3 separate regions of the Homo sapiens genome follow, and regions 1 and 3 are each linked to region 2. A link is a contact called in ENCODE Hi-C or POLR2A ChIA-PET data. All regions are on one chromosome and are shown on one strand. Each heading gives the region's core, a stretch centred on a gene start or an enhancer-like site at or near the end of the contact. The rest is flanking DNA. Distances are from core to core; before and after follow the strand shown. Region 1 has its middle 360 kb from the start of ANKRD30A. Region 2 has its middle 590 kb from the start of LINC02630. Region 3 has its middle 270 kb from the start of LINC02630.

The links. A loop is a pair of places that touch in the nucleus more often than their neighbours do. ChIA-PET counts read pairs that join two places held with the same protein, here RNA polymerase II (POLR2A). Pooled maps may share reads with other maps.
Region 1: a loop to region 2 is called in a map of chondrocyte, with 2.1 times the contacts of the local background. The contact joins two enhancer-like sites. A Hi-C loop is called at or near these places in 2 of 168 maps with a recorded cell type or tissue (PC-3 and chondrocyte) and 2 of 50 pooled maps. POLR2A ChIA-PET finds 5 or more read pairs at or near these places in 2 of 52 experiments (IMR-90 and PC-3).
Region 3: a loop to region 2 is called in a map of PC-3, with 9 times the contacts of the local background. The contact joins two enhancer-like sites. A Hi-C loop is called at or near these places in 5 of 168 maps with a recorded cell type or tissue (PC-3, aorta, cardiac septum and 2 more) and 7 of 50 pooled maps. POLR2A ChIA-PET finds 5 or more read pairs at or near these places in 2 of 52 experiments (PC-3 and activated T-cell).

What each region holds. Positions count from the first base shown.
Region 1 is chr10:36,763,951-36,767,989 of GRCh38, forward strand. No RefSeq gene overlaps it. Among named protein-coding and RNA genes, the nearest start is that of ANKRD30A, 360 kb to the right of the region's middle. RefSeq lists an enhancer at 1,867-4,039. Within about 2 kb of position 2,026, at least 2 of the 41 ENCODE cell types and tissues checked have a DNase peak (open chromatin) inside an H3K27ac peak, as active enhancers do; they include PC-3, where a contact is called at or near this core.
Region 2 is chr10:36,487,220-36,491,579 of GRCh38, forward strand. No RefSeq gene overlaps it. Among named protein-coding and RNA genes, the nearest start is that of LINC02630, 590 kb to the left of the region's middle. Within about 2 kb of position 2,588, at least 7 of the 41 ENCODE cell types and tissues checked have a DNase peak (open chromatin) inside an H3K27ac peak, as active enhancers do; they include PC-3 and endothelial cell of umbilical vein, where a contact is called at or near this core.
Region 3 is chr10:36,170,988-36,175,262 of GRCh38, forward strand. No RefSeq gene overlaps it. Among named protein-coding and RNA genes, the nearest start is that of LINC02630, 270 kb to the left of the region's middle. Within about 2 kb of position 1,749, at least 8 of the 41 ENCODE cell types and tissues checked have a DNase peak (open chromatin) inside an H3K27ac peak, as active enhancers do; they include PC-3 and endothelial cell of umbilical vein, where a contact is called at or near this core.

The DNA of each region.
Region 1 (4,039 bases), core at 776-3,275, 280 kb after region 2:
CTGTCTATTGTTTTTCCTAAAACCCAGAATTAAAGTCTTGTATGCAGGAATATTTCAAGAATATATTTATGATAAATTATATTTTTAAAAACAAAAAATGAAAGTGACTACAACGTCTGGCAACTTCTGTTTATTGAAACAATTAAGGTAACTCCATTATTAATAATATATTATTAGATGTCATAGGTCATTCAATATACTTTTGTTCGTTTGGTTTTTTTTTTGAGATGAAGTCTCGCTCTTGCTGCCCAGGCTAGAGTGCAATGGCGCAATCTCGGCTCGCTGCAACCTCCGCCTCCCAGGTTCAAGAGATTCTCCTGCCTCAGCCTCCCGAGTAGCTGGGATTACAGGCGCCTGCCACCACGCAGGGCTAATTTTTTTCTACGTTTAGTAGAGATGGGGTTTTACAGTGTTTGCCAGGCTGTTCTCAAATTCCTGACCTCAGGTGATCCACCTACCTCGGCCTCCCAAAGTGCTGGGATTGCAGGCGTGAGCCACTGCACCCGGCCAAATATACTTTTAAGTAGAAAACTTTGGTAACAAAGCAAATATGTATAATATGACATTATTGGCGTGAACAGGACCTAGAACAGCAACTGCCTAAGGAACTTTCCGTGGTGATGGAAAAGTTCTATTATCTGCACTGTTCAATATGGTAGTCATTAACCATAGATATCTTTTCCTATTTATTTAGTGAAAATATTGTGAGAATATAAGAATTCCTTTAAAATTGAAAATAAGTGAAGTTCAAGAGGAAATGAGATTAACATATTTAATTTTAGTTATATTTTCTGTACATAAGTAATTATACTAGTTATAACTTGCCATTATATCATACTGGTTATAAATAATGTTAAAAAACAGAAAACATAAGGAAATAAGCAAAAATTAAAAATATCTGTTAGGTCAGTTGTAGAGATGTGTAAATCCATAATCTAAACAACCTTGTATGAACCTTAGTGAAGAGAAATCTAGAACATTTTTGTGCAGAAGAAAGGATGTGTGGACAGATGAATGGCTCAGAACTCCTTGCTTCGTCATAATGACAAACGGGGACACATTCACTAAGCAAACATGTCTTGAGATGCATACTCTGTGTTTATAGGCACTGAGAGTAGTGCAATGAGCAGAGCTAAGCCCCTGTCCTCATTAAGTGCACATTCTTTGGGATGATTTTGAGCATACTGAGGTAGCTGATAACACAGTGAGTCTCATGAATCTCAACCGTTTGTTAGCCATTACGAAGATTTGCCATCCTAGAACTATCTGGCACAAAAAACTGGATTTGTTAATAAAATATATGTCATAAATATAGCTAGGGAAGTTATTTCAATTTTTTATTTTAGAATATCAAGTTTAAACTTTTTTACTCCAGAATCCTGCACTGTGAATAAAAAACAATGATCTCACATGCCATGTGGATGGTTTTGTAGTGATTTCTGCCCATCTCAAAGACACAGTTCACAGTAAGTTAGCTATGGAGAGCTGCAGAGGATTAGAGAATTTGAAAATCTTTACTAGGTTTGTGATTTTCACTTGTTAAAAATGTCAAGTTTTGTTTGACTTTGATTCAAAACTATACCCTTTTTAAAAGAATTTCACATGACTTATTTCTCACAAATACTGCCTACCTAATATGCCAATGCGTTTTTTAGTTATTTCATAGTATGAATGTCTAATATTCTTCAAAAGTATGGGAATGCCTAAGTCAAGGACACCTTCTCATTTTCTAAGGAACTGTTTTAAAGTACTTCATAAAGACAGTTATTGGTCCAGCATAATTAAATTATAAACTAAATGTTTTAGCAGATATTTAAAGGTTCTTTTAATTCACACTTATTCTAAAATTTGGAAAAACAGATTACTTCCTTTCTTGAATGTCTTTCCTGGAATTTTATTCTAAATGACTTTTTTTTACAATGAATATTGCCAAAAAGAAGAAGAGAACAGAATGCTCTGAGTGGGTCAAAGAATGCTGGAGAAAAGTAAAAGACACGAAATTCAGCATTGGTTCAGCCTTTCTTGGTTTGGTAAATTTTAAGAGTGATTTCTGGATGCTTGCCCAGGATTTCAGGAATGCCAATAAACAATCTGTAAAATAATAAGCACTACATTTCATTCTGGCAGAAAACTTTTTAAAAATCTATACTAAAGTCCGAACAAGCTCAAGGTCACTTCTGGGCTTAGGCCTCATATAGAATTTTTCCATAGACTTGGGAAAGAGAACAGAGTTTAAATACAACATGCAAAAGAAGGCTTCATTTGCTCACTCCCAAGTATCTCTTTGCACTTAAGAGTGCTTATCTGCAAAGCACAATGTTTCATTTCAATGGAATATTTGACACAGAGGCTCAATAGGGCTCCCACTCATATTTTACTTTAATTATTAGGCCCAAAATGTACAATCATTTTCTTTATTTATAAATAGCCTTTTTAAAGGAAATCAAAGTCTGACAAAGTTTGGATTTCCATGCATTTTTTGCATTAATGATGACATCAAACATGCACTCATTATGCTCTGTTAACCCTTCAGTCACCAATCCTAGCACTAGTGGCTGTGCATAACTAGTTTTTCCTGATGATCTAACTCACACTAAGGCCGAGAATCTAAAAAGAGTCCCCTTTTGGTTTAAGCTCTTGGGGCCACATTGTGTTTCTGTCACAGGAGTGATGGTAAGAGGGACTAATTAAAAGTCCAGTGAATGTGCCAGGGTTAAAATCACAGGCTCTGCTCATTAACAGTCGTTTACCTAAAGATATTTCCAAAGAATTCCTTCAATGTCTGAAAAGAACAGAACCTGAAGGGGGGGGAGGGAGGAATAAGTTGAGAGAGCCATTTAGAAATATTTTATATTAGAAGCAGAGTTTTGTTTTAATTCATGGATGCTGTCAATAGAAGAATTCAATTTAGTGAGCAGTTCAAATATCGTTTTTTTCCCATCGGTGCAGGCATGTATGTGTGCATGTATGAGTGTGTGTTTTAAAGGGGGTGGGGGATAGTCTCCCTAAGTCTAACGAGTAGAAAAAGAAATAGGAAAAAAACATCAGAACCATTTTGTTAATTGTCTTTTTCCTGCTGTTTCCATGGTAATACTGGCAGCCAGACTTCTCTGCAGAGTGACAGTCCAACAATTCACACACTACACCCTTTCAAGCACAATGAATGGCCGTGAAAGAGGCCGAACAGGCACCATTCAGGAAACATGTGATATCTACTCAATGCACTACCTTTCATCCACATTTTCCAAATTGCAGTTAATTTAATTCTAAACAAATGGCTAAGGGGTACAAATGAGGATTAGAAGGAAAAGAACATCTTGAGCTCTAATGGGGATGGTTTGTGTGAAGAACAATATAGCACTTTCTTCTGTTGCCAAGAAGGCTGGATGTGAAGATGTACTTCCCTCCTCATCTGAAGCCTTTGCTTGGACTCTATGTCAACAGTAAGAACCATGGCAGAAAATTTCTTGGCAAAACAGAGTTCGTGTAGGTTTTGGCTTCGCATTTGGAAACATATTAGATACAGTGTGATATTACTGCGTTTTACTATGAAATAAAATATAACATCAGAATTTTTACTGACATGTCGGAGCTACCACTTTCTATAAAGTTACATTTTTCTTATTCTTTTTTTTTTTTCTTTTTGAGATGGAGTCTCACTCTGTCGCCCAGGCTGGAGTGCAGTGGCGCAATCTCAGCTCACTGCAACCTCTGCCTGTCGGGTTCAAGCAGTTCTCCTGCCTCAGCCTCCTGAGTACCTGGGACTACAGGCGTGCGCCACCACACCCAGCTAATATTTTGTATTTTTAGTAGAGATGGGTTTTCACCATGCTGGTCAGGCTGGTCTTGAACTCCTGACCTCATGATCCCCCTGCCTCGGCCTCCCAAAGTGTTGGGATTACAGGCGTGAGCCACTGCGCCTGGTCACATTTTTCTTATTTAACATCCTTCAACTTTTGGTGAAGAAAAGCAGTAAAGTTCCCTGTAACAATTCACAGGACAAGACATTATCTTTATGCAGTCTAAAGTTACAATATGA
Region 2 (4,360 bases), core at 1,338-3,837:
ATTATTGTAACATTAGGAAAGTGTTTGGCTCCAGGGGACATGGAGGAGGAGGTGATGATAAGGAGGACGAAGGCAGGTTCTGGGATGTTTGTCATGTTCTCATTATTTTGACCTGTTTAAAGTGTTTTTTAAAATTTTTCCCATTCCCTTTACTGATTACAACTTACATATATGATTTATACATTTTTTCTGTATGAATGTTATTTTCCAAAATCGAAACAAGCCTACAGTTCTGAAGACCTTATCTTATAGTTAATTTTCCATATAACAACAGTGTTCTTCTCTCAGAAAATGTAAAGCTTAAGGTCCCTTAATTGTGCCAGTAAATATTTGCTGAACATCCACCTTGTGCCAGGTATCTTTCTAAGCACTGAGATTACGGTGAGGAATAAAATAGATGATATTTATAAGGTTGTCCTCAATGCAGCCTGCAATTTAAGGAAATTAATCCTGTGGCTTGATTTAAATCTCTGGCTTACCCTATGCAACTGTTTAACTCAGCCTTCCCATACGAAATAAGACACTGTGGAATATAGTAATATAGTTGGAAACTAAATTTCAGTCCCTTTACTCTCTTCCTAGTTGCATTACCAAAGAGCTTTCAGTCTATAGAGCCTTCATCTTTATAGAGGGGACCCTATTTCCTGTTCTATTGAGCCACAGGTCTTCTGTGGGGAAAAACATTACATATCAATGTACATTTAAAATCATGACAGTAATGTGATTTATTCAAATATTTAGATATATATTTGTATTGAAAGTTCTTTAAACAGTGGAATTGTATCTTCTACAGTCTTGCTCTCAATTTTTTCTTGGCAGGGCAAAGAGAATGAGGCCTTCCTTATCAAATGTGTGTGAGTGCTGCTTGCTGCCTGGTGGAGGATACTGAACATAGAAATGTCATAACTGAAGATTCCCGAGGGTGGCATTGGTATATAAACGGCAGTGGAGAAACTCTGCTTTTGGTGAAGCTACCAAATCTGTGTGTGTATATCTAGCAAAAATATACCACATTAAAGGATATCAAATTTACCATTTTAAGCATATAGTACAGTAGCATTAAGTACATTTGCACTATAATCCAACCATCACCGCCATTCATCTTCAGAATTTTTTTCTTCCCAAACTGAAGCTCTGTACACATTAAACAATAACTCCCTATTTCCCCTTCCCTCCAGAGGGCTGTACATTTGGAAAACTGTTATGATTCAGTTTTCCAACCTCCATTCTACTTTTTGTCTCTAGAAATATGATTATGCTAGGCATAATACTTCCCATAAACGGACTCATACAACCTATTTCCTTTTGTGTTTGGCTTGTGTCACTTAGCATGTTGTTTTCAAGGTTCTTTCATGTAGCATGTTTCAGAATTCCTCCTCTTTTAAGGCTGAATAATATTTCAATATGCCTATTTACCATATATTGTTTATCCGTGCATCTATCAATGAGTATTTGGATTGTTTTGGGTATTATTAAGTAATGCTGCTATTAACATGGGTATACAGATATCTGCCCAAGTCTCTGCTTTCAATTCTTTGAGGCACGTGCTCAGCAGTGGCATTTCCAAGTCACGTGATAATTCTATATTTAGTGTTTTGAGGGATAGCCTTACTGTTTTCCACAGCAGCTGCACCATTTTACACTCCACCACCTATGTAGAGGATTCACATTTCTCCAATCTGCACCAATATTTATTTTCTGTTTTTTCGTTTGTTTGGTTGTTAGTTTTTTAATCACAGCCATGCTAATGGGTGTGAAGCGGTATCTCATTGTCATTCTGACTTGCATTTCCCTAAGACCAATTTGTTTCCGAACCAGGACAATTTTCAGCTCCCACCCTACCACTACTTTCCCCACTCCTGCACCCTCATTTCCTTGCTTTTTTTTTTTTTTTTTTTTTTGAGATGGATTCTCACTCTGTCGCCAAGGCTGGAGTCCAGTGGTGCGATTTCAACTCACTGCAACCTCCACCTCCTGGGTTCAAGCAATTCTTCTGTCTCCAAGCAATTCTCCTGTCTCAGGCTCCAGAGTAGCTAGGATTACAGGCGCACATCACCATGACTGTCTAATTTTTGTATTTTTAGTAGAGACAGGGTTTCACCATATGCCAGGCTGGTCTGTAACTCCTGACCCACCCGCCTCGGCCTCCCAAAGTGCTGAGATTATAGGCGTGAGCCACCGCGCCTGGCCTTCCTTCCTCTTTTAAATAAGTGGTAGCTGAAAGAGTCTAGACTCTTGAGTACATTTCCCGACTAGTCTCTGACTTTTTCACAAGAAAGTCATTGTATGGCCACTCAAAGAAAACATTTTGATTATTCATATAATTTCACAGTGCCTGTGATAGCTCTGCTCAGCCCCTTTTTCTGAGGTGTGACATGCCATCTGTCAAAGTGAGAACAGGAACCCTCCTTTCCTTCAAGCTGTTGTCCTGCACACAGAACAAGTGAAAGATACTGGAAAACCCTCTGTTGGATTCTAAAGTTCTTTTGACCTTAGCTTGAAAATAAAAAAGAATCAGGAAATATTTTCTTGCTGGGTTGGAGCCAATGACTCTTGGCCAGAAATAACTGTGTAGAGTTCCTCTCGGCTGGACCCATGAGGCCAGGCCTTCAGGGGAGGTCCTGGAGTAGGGGAGCATGGTGAGACCAGCGCCTCTCATCTGAGTGCATCCACTTGGAGGAGATCTAGGGGAGGCTAGCTCCTTGAACTGAATCCTGTTTAGAGGAGGGGACCCAACTTGGGGAGAATTTTCTCTCCAAGCCCAGTGGGCAAGGCCTAGGAGCCGTAGCCTTCCTATCAGTTTATCCGAAAACCCTGATAGAAGTCAGCACATTTTTAAAAACACTTAAGTCCATTGTTTCCTTTTTGAGGGAGAAAAAAGTGCTAAAGAATGTTAAGCTCTTCTAGCAGCACTCTTACTCATAGCCAGATTGAATTTCTTTTTCCTTCATGGATTCCCTGAGGCATCATTATAATGAAAAAGTAGGCATCAGAAAAACACTTACCGGGTTGTGTCTGGAGAAAAAGTCACTTTTGGGACAACCCGTGTAAAAAATCTCTACACATTTTATTCTAATTACAGGTCTGCAAACCATTCTCATCTCCAGTGGATATTAGTGAACTACTGCCCCCTTGAAGGTCATGACCTTGGGCAACAGTAAGGGTTTGCCATCAAAAACAAGACTAAAATAACACTGATGGCTGCTTTCAGGAGGTCTGAGATGAGAGCTAGAGTTCTCCTCCCTAGGGCCCCTACATGGATTTACTCATGAGTTTACACACTTGAACTTCTCTGCCGTTTATCCTTAGGTATTGCCAGCTTCTCCCTTTTTGGCCTAGTCATTCTTTGTGTTTCTCATTCATTCCAGACTGCTCCCTTTTTTCTTTCTTCCTGTCTCAGTCAGCACAGGAGATAAAGGTTAACAGCGTTTTGAGTGTGACCTGTGAGGGAAATTGCTATTGTTTAATTCCAGTTTCTTGCCATGGAGTTATTTACTTATCTTTCTATTAAATCCTCATAGCATGTTACTCCTTTTTCTTATGTTTTCACACAATGCCCTTTATTTCAACTGATTACTTGTTTTGATTTTCCTTAGCCTATCTTATTTTTGCATTTCCTAAGAGTCTTCCTGTGGCAGCACATTTCATAACCACTATTTGATTTGTAAATTTATCTTTGTGGACCATCTTCCACTCCCAGATGATTACATGAACAAGTAGCTTGGTTGTAGACTTGTTCTTTAGAATACAGTGCCTTAGATTAAGATGAGAACTGGGCCGGGTGTGGTGGCTCACGCCTGTAATCCCAGCACTTTGTGAGGCCAAGGCGGGTGGATCACGAGGTTAGGAGATCAAGACCATCCTGGCTAACATGGTGAAACCCTGTCTCTACTAAAAATACAAAACATTAGCCGGGCATGGTGGCGGGTGCCAGAAGTCCCAGCTACTCAGGAGGCTGAGGCAGGAGAATGGCGTGAACCCGAGAGGCGGAGCTTGCAGTGAGCCGAGATCTCACCACTGCACTCCAGCCTGGGCGACAGAGCAAGACTCTGTCTCAAAAAAAAAAAAAAAAAAAATGAGAACTGAACTGAGATGAAGACTTCTTTAACATAGTGCCATCTGGGAAAGGACCAGCATCTATGGGAATCAACTTTGACAGATGCAATGAGGTTTTGGGGGACATCACTATGATTCATAATATGGTCATGTAATTGCTGGACAATGACATATTTTATTTTAGAACACTTTTAATTTTTCAATGAACTTCCTTTTAGATTTAGAGTTTGGTTTTTAGACCAACTCTGTGTGGTAGCTACAATAGGTCCAAACATTCTCATTTCCTAGATAAAGACACTGAATA
Region 3 (4,275 bases), core at 499-2,998, 320 kb before region 2:
TGGAATTCTGTTAAGATTACATTAAAAACAATTTTTAAAAACTGTCACATAGAATCACTTACAAATGGCAATTTTTTTTGACAGTTTCATAATGTAATGAAAGCGGTTGGTCATTAACAGTGTTCACATAACAGAGATACACATCTCTAAAGTGCATAGCTTTAAAATTAAATGGAAATGTTGAGAATAAGCAGACACTACCAAAATAATTCCAAGTATTTTAGAGAAGTTGAACAAAGGTTAAGGCTCCCAAATCATTTCAGAAATGATAGTTTCCTCTTGGCCCAATTAGGGAACCTGAACGTGGTTATGTTGTTGTGGTTCTCAGGACCCTAATTGCACATAAAATCTCCTTCCAAATCATAACACATGTGCTATTTCTAAGTCTCTTTCCATTATAAACAAAAGGCGAATTATTAAAATGTGGTGAGATTTCATGCAGAATTGGCAGTCAGCTTAGAGGGCAATAATTTAACACTTGCACTGCGAAATTAAAATTTACCTCCACTCATTCTAATTCCACTGACCGGCAGCAGGCAGTTGTATTTTTATTTTACTTTATTTTTATGAGAGCAGAGAGATTTAATTACTTCAGTTTAAACAGAATGGCCTACCATTGCCTGTTGACAGGGCTCTGGTGCAGGCAAATTATGGCAGATAATGTGACGGGTCCAAAGACCTTCCTGAGGTACACCAAGGTCTCTGCTCTGAGCTGAGCTACAAAGAGGGCCTGGAGGGAGTGGCTCTGGGTCTCCTGACAAACACTCATCCTCTTGCTAAAAAGGAAGGCACTCTGAGAGCCAGATTTGCTGCTTAAATCTGCAGCCTCTGTAGACTCTTCTCTTCTCTATTGTAAATTATTGCTTTTGATGGAAGACAAAGTTTTGTGCCTTTTCTTTGTTTATACAGAGTAATAATAAGGCTAAAGTGTAATTTCCTCTAAAATGAGAAGTATGAACAGCTAAATTTACTTTTTTTGTTATAGGAGATAAATCATAGCTTATCTTTATTTAGGGTAGGAATGGTCAAACTCCTCCCCTGCCCCTAAACAAACAGTTATAGTGGTATATTTTAAATATTCCTTTTCCCCCGTGGCTGTCCCTGGAGCAGTCAATACTGTCATGGTCCCAGCTAAACAATGAGTCCAGATTTCACTGCTGGACACAATTCAGATTACTATGTCTCAGTAGAAAAATATGGAAAGAATTACAATGACCGCAAGCATTTGCTATAAAACCACACATTTAAAAAAAAAAACCTTTTAAAGCGTAAAAGCTAAATATCTTTACACATTTACAACTTAAATGCCCAATGCTGTTAAGAAATAGTACAGATGAGGAACGCAGTTTCCTTCTATTTGAAGCAATTGATGTTTCATTGCTGTATAACTATTCGGTTGCTTAAAAGATACCTCCAAGTCCAGCTTCATGGGCTGTGACTTGTACAGTCACTCGGGGCCCCACACTTTGTCCTTGCACTTGGTTTGATGCTCTGCTGTCACTGTCTTAGAATTCTTTTAATTTTCAGACAAGGAGCCCTTCATTTTCATTTTGCACTGGGGCCTGTCCTGGGTATCCCTAATTGTACATAAGCTGGTGCTGTGGCTCACAGGCTTACATTTTGTCTTCTCTTTCCTCCAAGTGTGTTGTATGGTTCTTGTCTGGGTTATGGGGTTTAGCCTATTTTTACCTTTCTGCACTGCTTCTTATGTTCCATTTTCACCGTGTTTAGATTAGAGCAGACATGAACTTCCTGTGTCTCAGCGCCGGCCATGAATCAGGCTGGGAGCTGGGACCACAGGGCTGTCAGGGGAGCTGCCTGGATCCAGCTTTAAAATAACAAGTGCTTGACAGCTTCGTTTACATAACTGCAAAATTGTGGCTATATTCTACAATGCAGTTACATGTGACATAATAACTAGGGCCTTAATTTATTTAGACCTTTTCCTTGCAATATAATTTCCAATAAATACATCTCCCAGGGGCAGGAAGACATGGCATTTCACAGTGCTCATATTTTCCTCCCTGAATTTGGACCTGCTTTTTTTTTTTCTTGATAGTTAACAAAATGAACACTACACCTCGTAATTTTACATTTACCCTACTTGTCACAGCCTATGTGCAGGGCTTTTGAGAATAAATGGAGTGCTCGTGGAGTGCGGTTAGAACACGTTTCATTTCATTTTTAAAGTTTTCTTTCTTTTTTTTCTAATAATTTTTTCCTAAGTATCCAAAGTAGCACTAATAATTTGCTAGAGTGCAATAGAAATCAAAAATTTTCTTTAAGGCACTACAACAATGTACAGAAAATTAAGTTTAGTTTGTATATGCACTTTTAAAGTTATTTTTTAAATTTGAGGTTTCGGTTGATAACGTCTAAATGAAAAAAGAGGAAGGTGAAAGTAAATAGTGGAAAACATCCCCTTCCCTCCAGAGGAAAGAACAGTCATTGTCTTGTTATTATTTAATATTTATCTAAGGGAAGAGACATCTAGGGCCAAGCACAATGGATGAAATTGTGCCAAAGATGAATACAATCTCTGCCTCGAGGTGCTTTCTGCTTAGGCTTGGGTCAAGAGTGCGGCCAAGGGAAGGAAGTGAGCTGAAGAATCTAGAATTCCGCTGGGTGCTGAGTGCCAAGCCACCTGCGGGTTTGGAACAATGGCTTTGGCTGGGAAGTATTGGAGAAATTCTTCTGAAAGGTTGGAAAGCTGATGGTAAGACTTGAAGGACAACAGTTGTGATGTGTGTGCACTTATGATCAGTACACAAGGATGAAGTTGTTGTTAATGTTGTACAAGTGCTGATTAAATAGGTAAGATGTTCTTCAGACATTGAGAAAGAGATTCTGTGGATAACCATGAAGATCTTCAGCAGAAACCTCACCATGGCTGGCTTCGATGAACCAGGCTGCAGCTCCCAATCTGGTGGGTGGTGCAGGACATCAGTGAATATGATAAGAGTCAACATTTCTCTACAAATGGGAACTCTGAGAAATCACCTTCTTCCCAAATTATAACCTTGAGGATTTTATAGGAAATAGGCTATATCTGGCTGAATAAAATTTGCCTTTTCTTCTCTCTGCATTCACAACTGCTTAAAATATATAATGGGTAAACATTTTGATGGTGGAGAGAGAAATAAACCCATACACATATACATATAAATGTGCAGCTTCTTTTGTGTGTATTTTATTTTTATTGGAGATCTTAATAATCAGTCAGCACAAGATTTCTTATGATGCCAACCAATATAGAAAGGAAATTGTATAAAAGAGAAAATTTTTGTAACTTTTTTTATGGACAACTGTCCATGAGAGAAAATCAAAAAGTAATGTAGGAAGAGCAATCAGTTCAACACCAAGGGTTGGATACTTGGCAATGCTCAATACATTCTTAAAGAATCATTCATTTTAAGTGAGAGTCACTTCTTTTTTGCTTCTAGTTCTTAAAGTAGCTCCTCATCTTGTTGTGGGTATACTATTCAGCAAGCAGTAACAGACACCATCTTTTAAAGGTTCTAATTTTCCTCTCTGATTTTTTTTTCTTGCATAGTGTATAGTACCAGCATATACAGTTTCTGAGTGCATGAAAAATCGTCAAAAAAGATACAGGTAGAACAGAAAGCCCAGAAATAAACCCTGCTGTAATTGCAAATGTTTTTCAATGAGGGTGCCAAGACCTTTCAATGAGGCAAGGATAGTCATTTCAGCAAATGGTACTGAGAAAACTGGATATCAAAGTGCAAAGAATAAGGTTGCACTGTTACCGTACATTATATACAAAAATTAGCTCAAAATAGGTAACAAATCTAAACCTAAAACTGTAAAACTCTTAGAAGAAGACATAGAAGAAAAACTTTATGACATTGGATTTGGCAATCATTTCTTTGTTATGGCAACAAAAGTACATGTAACAACAAAAACAAAATAGATATACTGATGTATTAGTCTTTTTTCACACTGCTGATAAAGACATACCCAAGACTTGGAAGAAAAAGAGGTTTAATTGGACTTAACAGTTCCACATGGCTGGGGAGACCTCAGAGTCATGGCAGGAGGCAAAAGGGCACTTCTTACATGACGGTGGCAAGGGAAAAATGTGGAGGAAGCAAAAGCAGAAACCTTTGATAAACCCATCAGATCTCATGAGACTTATTCACTATCATGAGAATAGCATGGGAAAGACCGTCCCCCATGATTCAATTACCTCCCCTTGAGTCCCTCCCACAGCACATGGGAATTCTGGGAGATACAATTCAAGTTAAGATTTGGGTA